Linked DNA regions of Homo sapiens: regions 2 and 3 are each linked to region 1. Evidence: chromatin contacts called from ENCODE Hi-C or POLR2A ChIA-PET data. All regions are on one chromosome and are shown on one strand. Each heading gives the region's core, a stretch centred on a gene start or an enhancer-like site at or near the end of the contact. The rest is flanking DNA. Distances are from core to core; before and after follow the strand shown. Region 1 holds the start of ACBD6 (acyl-CoA binding domain containing 6). Region 2 holds the start of RABGAP1L-DT (RABGAP1L divergent transcript). Region 3 holds the start of KLHL20 (kelch like family member 20).

The links. A loop is a pair of places that touch in the nucleus more often than their neighbours do. ChIA-PET counts read pairs that join two places held with the same protein, here RNA polymerase II (POLR2A). Pooled maps may share reads with other maps.
Region 2: a loop to region 1 is called in a map of naive thymus-derived CD4-positive, alpha-beta T cell, with 24 times the contacts of the local background. The contact joins the promoter of RABGAP1L-DT here to the promoter of ACBD6 in region 1. A Hi-C loop is called at or near these places in 1 of 168 maps with a recorded cell type or tissue (naive thymus-derived CD4-positive, alpha-beta T cell) and 4 of 50 pooled maps. POLR2A ChIA-PET finds 5 or more read pairs at or near these places in 1 of 52 experiments (activated CD4-positive, alpha-beta T cell).
Region 3: a loop to region 1 is called in a pooled map, with 19 times the contacts of the local background. The contact joins the promoter of KLHL20 here to the promoter of ACBD6 in region 1. A Hi-C loop is called at or near these places in 2 of 50 pooled maps. POLR2A ChIA-PET finds 5 or more read pairs at or near these places in 2 of 52 experiments (GM12878 and OCI-LY7).

The regions. Positions count from the first base shown.
Region 1 is chr1:180,501,155-180,505,591 of GRCh38, reverse strand. ACBD6 (acyl-CoA binding domain containing 6) reads left to right here and starts at 3,015. Exons shown (of 8, transcript NM_032360.4): 1 at 3,015-3,547. The coding sequence starts at 3,326. RefSeq lists a silencer at 2,948-3,047 and enhancers at 3,258-3,447, 2,969-3,469, 3,577-4,092, 4,093-4,437.
Region 2 is chr1:174,156,449-174,161,099 of GRCh38, reverse strand. It overlaps RABGAP1L-DT (RABGAP1L divergent transcript), which reads left to right and starts at 1,813. Exons shown (of 4, transcript NR_121197.1): 1 at 1,813-1,936; 2 at 2,110-2,213. RABGAP1L (RAB GTPase activating protein 1 like) reads right to left here and starts at 1,580. Exons shown (of 26, transcript NM_001366446.1): 1 at 1,443-1,580. RefSeq lists silencers at 1,175-1,354, 1,475-1,874.
Region 3 is chr1:173,712,509-173,716,702 of GRCh38, reverse strand. It overlaps KLHL20 (kelch like family member 20), which reads right to left and starts at 1,722. Exons shown (of 12, transcript NM_014458.4): 1 at 1,625-1,722; 2 at 637-700. The coding sequence starts at 659. It also overlaps a transcript of ANKRD45 not described here. RefSeq lists enhancers at 1,179-1,548, 1,629-1,818.

The sequences.
Region 1 (4,437 bases), core at 1,766-4,265:
GTGTGCCTGGCCTTGGGGTTTTATATATTGGCTTACTTCTGCGGTCTTGCATTACTTCTCCCCGATTCTTCCCTTGGGGTGGGCTGTCCGCATGCACATGCTTGAGCCCACTCGCCCCACTCCTGAGATCTTATCGGGAAGCTGCTGATCACTAGTTTCAGGTGTTTTCTATCAGGAGCCTGCTGTTCCCTGGTGCCAGCTGTGATCAATTATTATTTTAGTGAGACAGTTAACAACCGCTTGACCATCACCTGATGGTTGCCCGACATTCCTGATATGTGCGTGTGGTGCGGAGCCCTCTCCTGCCCTGCTCATTCCTGACTAGCTACCTACTGTAACAAGATTGAGATCTTGGGCATCTCAGTCTTATCTATAGAGAAGTGGCTAGCATGAGAATAAAGCTGCAATTTTAAAGTAGTAGTAGTTATTTGTTTGGGCCAAGAAAAAGGTGTTGTATTTTGTAGTCAGTAAAGTGAGCTTTTTGTCTGTGCTTAGAAAAGCTTAATGAAGTGGTTTGCTTTGTATCATTGTATCATGATTTCAGAGTGACCTTGTCTGCAGTTGCTATTTTGTGAGATTATTTCTCTTCAATAGGAGAATAACAAGGCCTAGCTGTGAGTGTCAGGCCAGCTTCTCAATGTTAAGGACTCTTTCCTTTTTCTTTCTTACATTTTAGTTTTATAATACATTTTTCATTCAAATATACATACAGAAAAGTACATAAATTATAAATGAATTTTCATAAAGTGAACACATCAGTGTACTAATGTTCGGCTTAAGAAACAACATATCCAACTTCCAGAAGTCCCCTTCATGCACCCTTCAGATCACTAACCCTGAGGTTACCCACTATCCTGAGTCTAACACCACAGATTAGTTTTGCCTGATTTTGAATTTTTTATGACTAGAAACATGTAATATGCACTTTTTTGAGTATAGGCTTATACTCAACATTATGTTTGAGATTCATTCATGTTATTCTGTGTCATTGTAATTAGTTCATTCTCACTGATGAATAGTATTCCATCATGTAAGCACACCAGTTTATCTCCATTCTAGTGTTGATGGACATTCAGGAGCTTCCAGTTTGGAGCAATTAGGAATTAGTTCATAGTGCTGCTATGAATGTTCTCGTACATGTTTTTGGTGAATGCCATGTATATATTCCCGCTGGGGAGGAGTCGAATTGTTGTATATTTATGTTCAGCTTTAGTAGATAGTGCCAAACATTTTTCCACAGTGATTGTACCAATTTATGCTCACACCAGCAGTGTAAAAGAATTCTGGTTGCTCTCTTTCCCATGTTATGTAAACTCTTCCAGAATACAGAAAAAGATGAAAACTTCTAAATGCATTCTACAAGGATTCTATTACCTTGATACAAAATTGAGAAAGTATAGAAAAGGAAAACTATAGGTTAATGACATCTTTAAATGGAACTGTAAAGATAATGAAAATATTAGCAAACTGAACCTACAAATTTTTTAAAAAAACCAAACCAGGACCAGAATGGGTTTATTCCAAGAACAGAAGTAATGCTCAAAACTAGGAGGTTTTGAAATAATGCATACTAATTTATCAATGTTAGCTATTATATAATTCATTAAATCCCAAATTTATTTTTGTTAATATAATTCATTAAAATAGAAACTGTTAATATAATTCCTTTCGAAGACTAGAGGAGAAAAGCAGATAATCTCCAAAGATGCCAAAAAAGCCGTTGATAATATTCAATTCTCACTTTAATAAAAATTCTAGAAACAAAGATATAAAAGTCCATGTTATATCTCCTTCAGTCTACTTGTCGGGTTCATCATCCATTATTACCCCACATGAAAGCTAACTTCTTTTTCCTTGCTCCTCCATTTGCTAGCTGTGTAGCCTTTGACAAGTTACTTAACCACTCTGTGCTGATTTCCTATGTGTAGTAAAATAAGAGTACCTACCTTATGTTGTAATGATCAAGTCCTCAATACATTATTCTTAATCACTTTTTAATTGCAAGAATTTGGTCATTAAACATCCCTTTGACTGGATTGCGAGCACCTTGACAGCAGGGACTAACAGTGGAACTTTCTGGAGACTTAAGGAATGTCTGTTGAATCCTGATGCAAGCTTTCTCACCTTCCTGTGTTCTCTCATTGCTTCCTCATCCTGTCCAGCCGTCCGTCCACCCGTCGCAAGCCTAACCCCAGTCAATAACCACTGTTTACAACACTTTCTTTGTACCCTTCTTATAGTGCTTATTACATTGTTTTGAATACTAAATGAATATATAGTGCGTCGTTGTGTTTAACATTTAGGACATAACCACTCATAATGTTACAGTTAAAAAAATAGTTTTGTGCATTCCTCTAGGGCCGAACTGTGCCGTACTTCTGGTTTCACTGTACAGTGTCTACAAAGCACAGTGTCAAAGACAGAGCTCGGGATGAGAACTGGGCTAAGGCGCGCCCCGAACTCCCCAAACCCTATTATTCAGGGCCCGGAGAGGTGCGGGCTCCGAAGGTGTGGAGAGCGAAACACGCAGAGCAGTGATTCCACTCATCAGTCACACAGTAAGACGGGACAGCCCCATCTCGCAGTTTTTCATTATTCAACACAGAGCCCAACGCGCACGCAACAGATCCGCGCGCAGGGCTGTTTGGAGGCGCTTGGGGCGCACAATCTGGGGCAGGCGGAACCTTAGTCCTCAGCCTCGCGTTTCCCGCGACTCCGCTCTCACCGCTACACTACCACACAAACGGCCTCCTTCCCCCACCCCCGGGGGCCCATCCCGGTGGCGGGCTCCGGAGCTCGGGACTGCTAATTTCAGCGAAACGATTAAAAGACGCCCCTACAGCTGACGGCACTTTCTCTCCTCCGGCAGGGAAGGACGTCCAGCGTAGCGTCGCCCGCGCTTCCCCGCCGGCGCAGAGCAGGCCTCACAGAATCGCACGCCGCTGGCACGCACGCCGCCCCGCCCCCACGGCCCAGCGCCAGCCGCGCCCCGCGCTCGCACGCATCCCGGCCTCACTGCCCCTCGACTCCTGTTCCGTTGGAGGGGCCTGAGGCGAGCCTGAGCGCGCTGTTGGCCGGAGGGAAGCCGGAGGAGACCGGGTCGACTGGGCAGAGCGGCAGAGGGTCGAGGAGCCTGCTCTGCACGCCCAGGGAGTAGAAGTGGGCAGGGAGCAGGGTCACGTGAGGGAGCGCGCCGCGACTGAGCTTGGGTCCGACTGGAGCTCAGGCTCGCGACCCAGACTGGTGGGCCAGGCCTCCAAGCCGGCCTTACACCCAATCCAAGGAGGACAGACCGGACACAGAGGGACGGAGCGAGCAAGGAGACATGGCTTCATCATTCCTGCCCGCGGGGGCCATCACCGGCGACAGCGGTGGAGAGCTGAGCTCAGGGGACGACTCCGGGGAGGTGGAGTTCCCCCATAGCCCTGAGATCGAGGAGACCAGTTGCCTGGCCGAGCTGTTTGAGAAGGCTGCCGCGCACCTGCAAGGCCTGATTCAGGTGGCCAGCAGGGAGCAGCTCTTGTACCTGTATGCCAGGTACAAACAGGTAAAGTAGCAGGGAGAGGGTGGATGGGGGAGAAAGACACGGAGCCTTCTTCCTCAACAACTGATAGCAAGCATGTATGGTTAATAGCTAGGTGTAATGAAGCTTGTGTATGTGTATTTTGTTTTGTTTTTTTTTTTTTGACCATCTGCTGGGGATGAGCATCATCCTGAACGTGGAAAAGATGTTTGCTTTCTTAGGAGTGATGTTTATTTAGCTGGACACTGGACATTGTTTTTGTGTTTTTTTCTCTGACTTATTCAGTGATCTTGCATTTTACCAGCCCAAGAACCTTTACAAAATGAGGATAAAATAAGATATATCATTCATTTACTCTTTCCCAGAGGGCCACATGGAAGTAAATACGGTAAAGTTAATAAAACTATATAGAGATCCAAAAAGATAATAGGATTGTAATAATGTGATGCAGGGCTGGGCGTGGTTGCTCACGGCTGTAATCCCAGCACTTTGGGAGGCCGAGGCGGGAGGATCACCTGAGGTCGGGAGTTGGAGACCAGCCTGACCAACATGGAGAAACCCCGTCTCTACTAAGTTAGCCGAGCGTGGTGGCGCATGCCTGTAATCCCAGCTACTCGGGAGGCTGAGGAGGCGGAGGTTGCGGTGAGCGAAGATTGTGCGCCATTGCACTCCAGCCTGGGCAACAAGAGCGAAGAAACTCCACCTCAAATAATAATAATAATAATAATGTGATGCAATGCAAAATGCAGTATTACAACTTTTATTGTGATTTTTATAAAATCCTAAATATCTTTGATTTATGTTTTCGTTGAGTATGTCTTCCTTTCTGTTTGATACAATCTAAAAATTTTAGAGCTATGAACACCAGAGGAAATAATGCCCTTCTTTTACAGTAAAGGAAACTGAAGGCCATA
Region 2 (4,651 bases), core at 564-3,063, 6.3 Mb after region 1:
AGACACCAGTCTAACTCAAAGTCTAGAGCTAACCCCTCAGGCAGGTGTACATTTAATACAATTTGATGATAATGTATACATAAAGTTCAACTAGTCTTTCTCCTTAGAAATCTCATTGTCAATTTCATAAGGGACGCTCTACTGAGAAAATGAATCACAGGCCAGTTTTCTAGTACTAGGAGCTTGTGAACCAGTATTTTCCATGAACAAAATCCACTTCCAATGTGATCACAAAAAGCAAACTTCACATCCGTATCTTCTGACATCATAACTAATGGATATTCTACGGAAGATGCCAAATATAAACACTACTGTAAGAAAAGTCAGAAGGTTTTCATGAAACTGTGTTTTCAGAATTTTAACAAGCAACTACTTACCTCCCACTATGCACGAGGAAATTTAAATGTATTAAAAATCCCTAAACCCCTCCAGTGCCAAAAATAAAGGCCTTAAAATCATTTTCCAAACTGCGCTGAAATCTGTCAGGCAAGCAAAAGTTCTCCTTACCATTAGTGTAATAAGGCTGGCATTTCAGTTTACTTGCATGAAACCAATTTTGCAAGTGACCACCCAAGTTTTGGTACATATTCTAATATAACCCTATCTGAGAGATCCAAGGACCTGGACACACTGCCTAGTATCTGAAACCCGTCAGTTCAGCTCCCATGCACCCGGCCACCTCCCGCTAGCCGGTGGCCCCTTTCCACATGCTGACGCACTGCCCAGCCCTGTACCGTTGGCGACCAGTGCAAAGTACTAGCCCAGTCTCAGAAACTTTGACTCAGTTATCAGGACACTGAGCACTCACAAGGTGGGTGGGGGTTGGGGGGAGGTGTTTGTCATGGCTCAGGAGGTCAACTTTGAAGCGGGGCATTCCCTACAGGTAGGGATCTGCCCGGAACGCATCCCATCCCAAACTGCAAAACCACAAGCATCAACAGCAGGAGCCGAGCAAAGTGCTCGGCGGAGGAAGAGGAAGGGCGAGGGAGAGAAATGGTCGAGTACAGAAGCCTGCGTGTGGGTAAGAAAATACCCTAACCACTCGCCCACCGGACGCAGGGCGGCTGGGACTGCGAATCCAGCAGCAGCCACAGCGTAGCAGCGGGCGGCAGCCGCCGAGGCAGCAATGTCAGGAGGGCACAGCTGGAGGAGGCGGCCGCCAAAGCCACTACCCCACCCCCAGGTAAGGGCGCCGACCCCGCCCGCCCTATCCGCGAGGAGCGGCCACCTGGGAGAACTGCGGTGTCCGGGAGGCGGCCGACAGTCCTGAACCCGCCCCCTACCCTCCTTACCGCGGTCCTCCCGCATCCCAGTCCTCGGCTGGGGCCCCATCTCGACCCTCCCCAGGCTCAGCCCGACGCCAACACACCCAGGCAGCCTCGGCCCGCGGATCCGGGCCGCCGGGCCGCCCTCGTGTCCCTAGGAGGCCGTCCTCGCCTCACCTCTTCACGTCTCCGCGGGCGCTGCCGAGACAACAACTCCTTCAGGCGCCCGCGTTCCACCCTCCACCTCGCGCTCTGAAGCCGGGCCGGTCCCGTTCGCTCCGCCACCGCTGGAGCCCGAGGAGGGCGGAGGGAACTGAGAGGGGAGGGGAGAAGGGCCGCCTGGCAGGAAGAGGCGAGGGAGGGGGCGGGCCGAGAAGGAGGGGAGGAGGCGGTGGCGGCGGGTCGGAAGCGCGCTCGTCCAGGCCCCTCTGCGCGGCGTGCGCGCTCCTGATGTCGGAGGCGCCCACTCTGCCGGGCGGCGGCGGCGCACACGCGCGTGCACGTCGCTGCGTGGCCGCGGTTGCGCCGGGAGCGGAGGAGTGAGGTCCTGACAGAACCAGAGCTGTTAGAGCAGGGACGCGCGAAAGGCGGGAGTACGGGCGGCGCTGGAGAACCTCCGCGGCGGAGGGGCCTGGGGGTGGGACCGCGCCCGCGAGCCCGCCCTGACCGGGGTGCGTTCTACTGGCAGTTGCTGAGTTCGGAAGATTAACTCTGAATGTGGAGAGATTATTTTCTTGCTCGTAAACCTGGTTTACATATTTTCATTCTTAATGCTCAGTAATCTTAAGGAAAGTCACCTGAAAGAATACTTTTTCACCAAGTACTCTTCTGCGCCTGTTTGAAGGTGTCTGTGTGCTTGTGAAGCGCTCCCTTGTTAGTTCCTTCTGTGAGACTCGGGGGAGACTGAAGAGGGAAATCACCTGCGGGGAATGAACAGGAAAGCAATAAGTAAGCACCATTACGTATTATATGAAGAAAATGTGCCCTCATTTGCACCTTTTTATCCTTTGGGGTAAAAGATGTTGAGGTACAAACTAGGTAGAGGTAGAATAAACCAACGCTTTTTCGCTACGAAGATTGTACTGATCCTTGAATTGTGGACATCCTTCTTCTAGATCCTGCAACCAGAAATGACCTGTAAATTTTCCGAATCTCCTTAGCACTTTGTTCTGTAGTTTTGTGGCACCTAACATGTCAGGCTTATCCAGGTTGCCCTGTGCAGCATTTTATCCCACTAGACAACCGCTGTGAACCTGTATCATTCATTTGTATCTTACACTGTGCACCCTGCCTAACTCATAGGAAGCACTCAATGAATGTGATTGCATGGATAAGTGAATATAGTGTCCAGTGATTGCAGCCATAGAATGACTTTAGTTTAAATATCTCCCTTCTATCCCACTTCAATTCCCCTGCCCTCATTTTCCCACCCATATTTAAAAGCTACTCTGAGAAACGTGACATTTGTCCAAAGGGCCCTCCCTGACAAATTCCTTCCCCCCACACCCCCGCTTTTCCTGATGTTAATGTCTATAGATGCTGAGACATATCAAGAGTGTTGTAACTATTTTTTTGTTTCCCCTACCTTCTGGGCTGCTTCCCTTATTAACTTCTGTATCTCAGGAGCCTACCTAGCCCTGGGCCTGACAATAAATGCTGAAAGTTTTTATTATATTTAATAAAGTTAGGGTTAGAATAACATAAATCATCTGTTGATTTCCTGAGATGTACAGGAACTATTAATAAATCTGCCAACCAGTAAGTACTAAGCCTCTACTAAATAAAGTACTAGTAAATTTACACTGCGCGCCATGAGGAAATCAACAGTTGACAAAGCCGCAGTTTCTGCCTTCAGGTATCTTCTAACTGGAGTGAAGCTTTTTGACAAAAAAGGACAATGGATGTGGTAATTATGGGCATTCAATAGGTAACTTAGCTAAAAAAGAATTTAAAAAAAAAATGGCAAGTCCAAAACAAGTTTAGTGTTCCCCAAATTCAGTTCCATATGTCTTTGAAAGCAATAGTGGACACCACTGGCCACTGCGAGTTAATTCTTCTATTTAAGTGGAGCATGCTATCTTCATGTGCCAACTTGCTATAAGGAAAAGAAAAATCCTGTCCCATGGCCACATGTAACACCTCTCATCAACAGGGGTCATTCTTTAAAACTGAACTTTTCCTCACAGTACAACATAGATAAGAGACAAGTCATGAGAGAACCTAGATAAAAGACAATTAAGGTGATCTGATGCAAACTCATCCTTACCACCAGAAAAACAATTCTAAGCACATGCCAAAAAATTATTAACAGATCTTCAGGCTTTTAGTCGAGAAACTAAAAGGAATAAAAAATTAATAACAAAGCATTCTTCATGTGGTATGTGCTGCTCACTTCTCTTTCCACTGTGGCTTCATTTGCATTAAGCGTATCCTAGCAGCCCTGGTCCATGAAAGGACTGAAACTCTCACTTTGAGAGATGGTGTTATAAAATACTCCAGCATGATTCATAACATGACAAACTGGTGCCCCAGGTACAAATCAAACCCACAAACATGTTTTGTTTGGCATACATGGTGCTTAAAAAAACACATATCCAAAGTTAAAAACCAGAAGATTATACATGCATTTTGGGCTTCTCTTTAAAAAGTGGAAGATTTGGTAACAGTGAGCTTACATTATTACATGATAACGATCAGCTGCAGGACATGCATTCTCTCTTTTGCCAAAGTCTCTACATTCTCTATTGTATCTTACAGTGTTGTTTCTCTCATTTATGTCTGCAACTCCTAGTTTAAAATGTAATATCAAAAATTGGAAACAGACCAGGTGCAGTGGTTCATGCCTGTAATCCCAGCACTTTGAGAGGCCAAGGCAGAATTGCTTGAGCCCAGAAGTTCAAGATTAGCCTGGGCAACATAACAATACCCTGTCTCCACAAAAAAGAAAAAAAAAATTAGAAACAAGTTAAACATTGAACAATAATGTAAGAGTTTAAACTGGTATCTAATGGTACAGAATATCATATTGATTTTATAGTGAGCATTATATTGATTGATTCCCCAGAATATATTTCCACCCCTCTGCAATTGCAAGACAGCCAAGGATCTGATTAGGCCCATCTCCCGCTCCAGGTGTGGACAGTGATTGTGATAATCAGCCTAATCCCATTCTCACTTGACCTGTCAGTATTCACTGATAGGCACTGACATGAGTCTAAATTGGTGCCAGTCACATGGAAGGCCATATCTTGTGTTTGTTGGGAAATGAAAAGTGCTCTTTTTCTTACTCTGGCTAGTGTGATGGGTAGATGTGAGTCCAATAGTTACTGCAGCCACTTTGCTACCATGAGGAAGCCAGCCTGAGGATGAAGCTGACACATGATGGA
Region 3 (4,194 bases), core at 473-2,972, 6.8 Mb after region 1:
ATGATTTTGTATCATAAAGATTCTAGTCTCATTTGTTAGAACAAAATGAGAAAAAACATTATTAAATTCTAGGGTTGGGAGGGCCTATTTATTGTCTATATTTTCCCAGACATTGTTCTATTTTTCTATGGACTAAGTTATTATGTCTAATACCTATTTTAGTCCTTATACAATCTTCCCTACAATGCAGCTATTTTAATTAACAGAACAAATGTATGATTGAACATCAAGGAAATAACCAAAACCATAATTAGGCATGCAGTACAGTATATTATAAATAATTATGATTCTTACATGGGAACAGAATCCTCTACATTTTATAGGGAACTGAAGATTATAATAAATCCATATAGTATCATAATGAACTTAATGATTATTTACTGTAAAAAACATGAAAAAAGGAAAATTTAAGTGTTTAGCACTACATACAATCCACAGCACTTTTCAGAAACAACTTCTGTATTTTATTCTATTAAAAAGCTATTAATTCTTAATATTACTTTTGATTTATTGTAGAACAAGACTCATTAGTTCCAAGCAGAATTTAGTAAGATTGAAACTCTTTTTTAAAAATTTAAATTATTACATGCTGAATTTTAATCAGTGAAACCAAAGGTTTTCTTCCTAAATGCCTACCTGCGCATTGGCTTTCCTTCCATGCACCATGAAAAGTACCCTTCACCACACTCTAAAGCCGAACCTAAGACAACAGAAAAGCAGGAACTTAATAAAAGCTATTTCTGATCTTTACAGTAACAATCTTTATATAATCATTTCACTCATTTCGTCAGTTATCAAGAGTTTCATATCCTATTATACCACAGGCCTTCTGCAGATGCACAATAACTTAATCTAGTACATTTAAGATTACCATCCTTACTCTGCATGCTAAAACGATTAAAGTAAAGGTGAGGGAAAGTATGCTAAATAGTCCCGACTGTTAGGTCAGTCTTGTTTCTCTTCAAAAAGTGCTTGGAGATATTTAACTGTGATCTCGACATCAAGTATATTTACAGAACAAGCACCAGATACCCACAGCAGTACTAACCTGATAGATCACATAGGGTACACGAGGCTTTAATAACGAATCTGAAGATTGTTAACTTGTCCCGAAGTGACAGGAGGAGGAGGCGTCTGCATTTGCCTTTACAAACAACTCCGCTTCCGACAGTCCAGGGAGCTTGAACAGGGCAGGGAAAGTATGGCTCCAGACTAACACTCTTTACAAGCATTTCCTTCAGTCCCCGATACAATGTTCACTACCCACGTAGCAGGATTTCGCCAGGTCCCGAGGGTTAAATGGGGGCGCACGTACTTTCTTCCTTCCCTGAATTCCAAACACTGTCTGGGGAAGCTGTCCAGGATGCGAAACCCCAGCACCACCAGGCAGGACAAAGCCCGGGGCCTCCTCTGGCTCCCGAGATAGGCTGTCAGCCAGCGAGAGCGCACTCTGGCGCTCCGCGAGGCCCGGCCCCAGCGCCCCAACAGTCTCTTCTCGGCGCCGACTGACAGGCGACCGACCTGACCCCATGGGGCAGCTCAGCAACTTGGGACCACATATCTGCGAAGCGAGCCCTGGGGCGCTGTCCGCTGTCCCCTGCTCTAAGGTGACTGGCTCACTTACCGGCTCTGACACTTTCTTCTCTGCAGCAGCCTCCTCCGTCTACTCCGCCCTCCACTCCTCTCTGCCTCCTCCTCCACCGCCGCTAACGCAGGCAGGATGCCGCTCGTAGAGCTATTTCCTTTCCCTTCACCGGCCCATATCCAGAAGCAGGAAGTAGTCCTATTCTTAAATCGTTCCCGCAGGAACCCACATAATCCGCCAAGGGGTTCCGGTGCGGCTCCGGAAGTAGTCGTGCCCTTTGCTGGGGCATTCAGGTAACCTCAGAGGTTGTTTATCCTCGTGGGGGTTCCTTGTATCCCAAGAGTAACCATTTTTAGAATTCACTGCGGAACTGGCAGTATTTGAATACTGAAGCCTCCTCTTTTCTTCTTTGTTTTCGCCAGCAAAGGCAGTAAAGGGTAGTCACAGAAAGCTAAGAATTTGTATTTCTTTTTAGTTGGTGGGTCTCCTTTTGGCACAATGTTCCTAATTGTGGATTGAATTATTGCATGCACACATGGGTTGGCATGTATCTGTCAGGCCTCTACTATGTGCAAGGTGCAGAAGTTAGATAGACAGACCAGAGATAGACCTTATCCTCCAGATTTCCCACGGTCAAACTTTCAGGACACCAGGATTTTATCCAGGCTCTAAGGCTGTGTTAGTCTGCCCTTTCTACTTAGTATTCACCACCAGACACTTCACCAAACACATCTTCTGTGGATTCACTTTAATGTTAAGGAGGGAAGAGTATATTTTCTTAAAAAAATTTTTTTTCAGTAGCAAGCAGAGCCAAAAAAGTATATTTTTAAAATTATCTTTTCCTCCAGATTTTCCCATAGCACACAGCCACCTGATTTTTACCGTATATTAATATTTAGAAAACAAGTGATACAAGTGTAAGGTGGGGATTACAATTTCAGGAATATCAGAGAAAGACTGTTGCTGATTTCCTGGTAAGTATACTAGGCTAAGTATTAACCAGATTTTCTTTAGCTGTTCTTTATGTAGAATCTACACAGGTGTGTCCAGTTGTTTCTGAGGGGAAAGGATACCTCTTGTTAATTAGCTTGTAGTGGAAAATACATGGCCTTTAGATCCAGATATAGTGGCCCAGTGGATTCTTCTTGCCTGCTGCCCAGATACAGATGATTTATCAAGGTATAGGGATTGCAATGGAGAAAGAGTTTTACACAACATCGAGTGGAAAAATGGAAGAAGTTTTATTATTACTCAAATCAGTTATATTATTACTCAAATCGGCCTCCTGGAGCATTTGGGGGCTAGGTTTCTTTTCAAAGGTAGTCTGGGGAAAGGGGTAGGGGTGGCTAGGCAATGGGTGCTTGCTGCTGACTGGTGCAGTCATAGGGGTATGGGAGATGGTCCTCCTGCCTACTGAGTTGTTTCTGGGTGGAGCCACAGGAACAGTTGGTGGGTCCAGGTGGAGCCATCAGTAGTCAAACATGCAAAAAACTTAAAAATATACCCAAAAAGGCCAATCCTAGATTCTACAATAGTGATGTTATCTGTAGGAGTAATTGGGGAAGTTGCATATCTTGTGACCTCTGGAATAATGGCTGGCAATCACTTATGTCTACACTTAACAGAATTCAGGCTCATCTATCCCCGTTGTCTGGTGGTCTCTCATTAGCTTTACAAAGGCAATTGAGTTTTGGGGAAGGACTGTAATTATTTAAACTATTAAACTAAATGTCTCCCAAAGTTATCTTGGCTTAAGCCCAGGAATAATTAAGGACAGACTGAAAGCTAAAGGCAAGATGGGGTTTGGCTAGATCAGATCTCCTCCACTGCTATAATTTTCTCACTGATAGAATTTTTGCAAAGGGGGTTTCAGTTTGCAAAGGCGATTTCACGGATACACATAGGTACAAATCCTAGACCTGTAACTGACTAGCTTTGTGATCTTATTGAAAATTTTTACTGCATGTGTATATGTGATATATATACATATGCAGTAAAATGATTTCTTTTCCATATTTTAAAACTTTTCATAAATGGTATCAAAGCATATGTATTCTTTTGCAACTTCCATTTTCCACTCAACATTCTGTTTGTAAGATTTGTCCATGTTGATCAATGAAGGTCCAATTCAGTGATTCTCAAAGTGTTGTCCTGGACCAGCAGCATCAACATCACTTGGAAAATGCTAACCCTTGAGCCCCATTACAGACCTATTGAATCAAAAACTGAAGGTGGGCCCCAGTAATCTGTGTTCTAACAAGTTCTCCAGGTGATTATAGTGCATGGTAAAATTTGAGAACTACTGCACTAATTTATTTATTTTCACTGCTTTATAGTATTCTATTATATGAATATACCATAGATTTTTTAAAACATTTTTTTCTGCAGATGGATATTTTGACTATTTCCAGTTTTCTCCATTACAAACAGTGCTACAATGTAAATTCTTGCATATACCTCCTTGTGTACACCTGTAGGTGTTTCTTTGGGGTGTGCACGCAGAAGCAAAATTGCTGGGTTGTATGCTATGCACAGCTTCAACTGTATTAGCACTAGTCAAATTGCTCTCTAAAGTCATTATTCTATTTCAGTAATAATAATACTAGCAA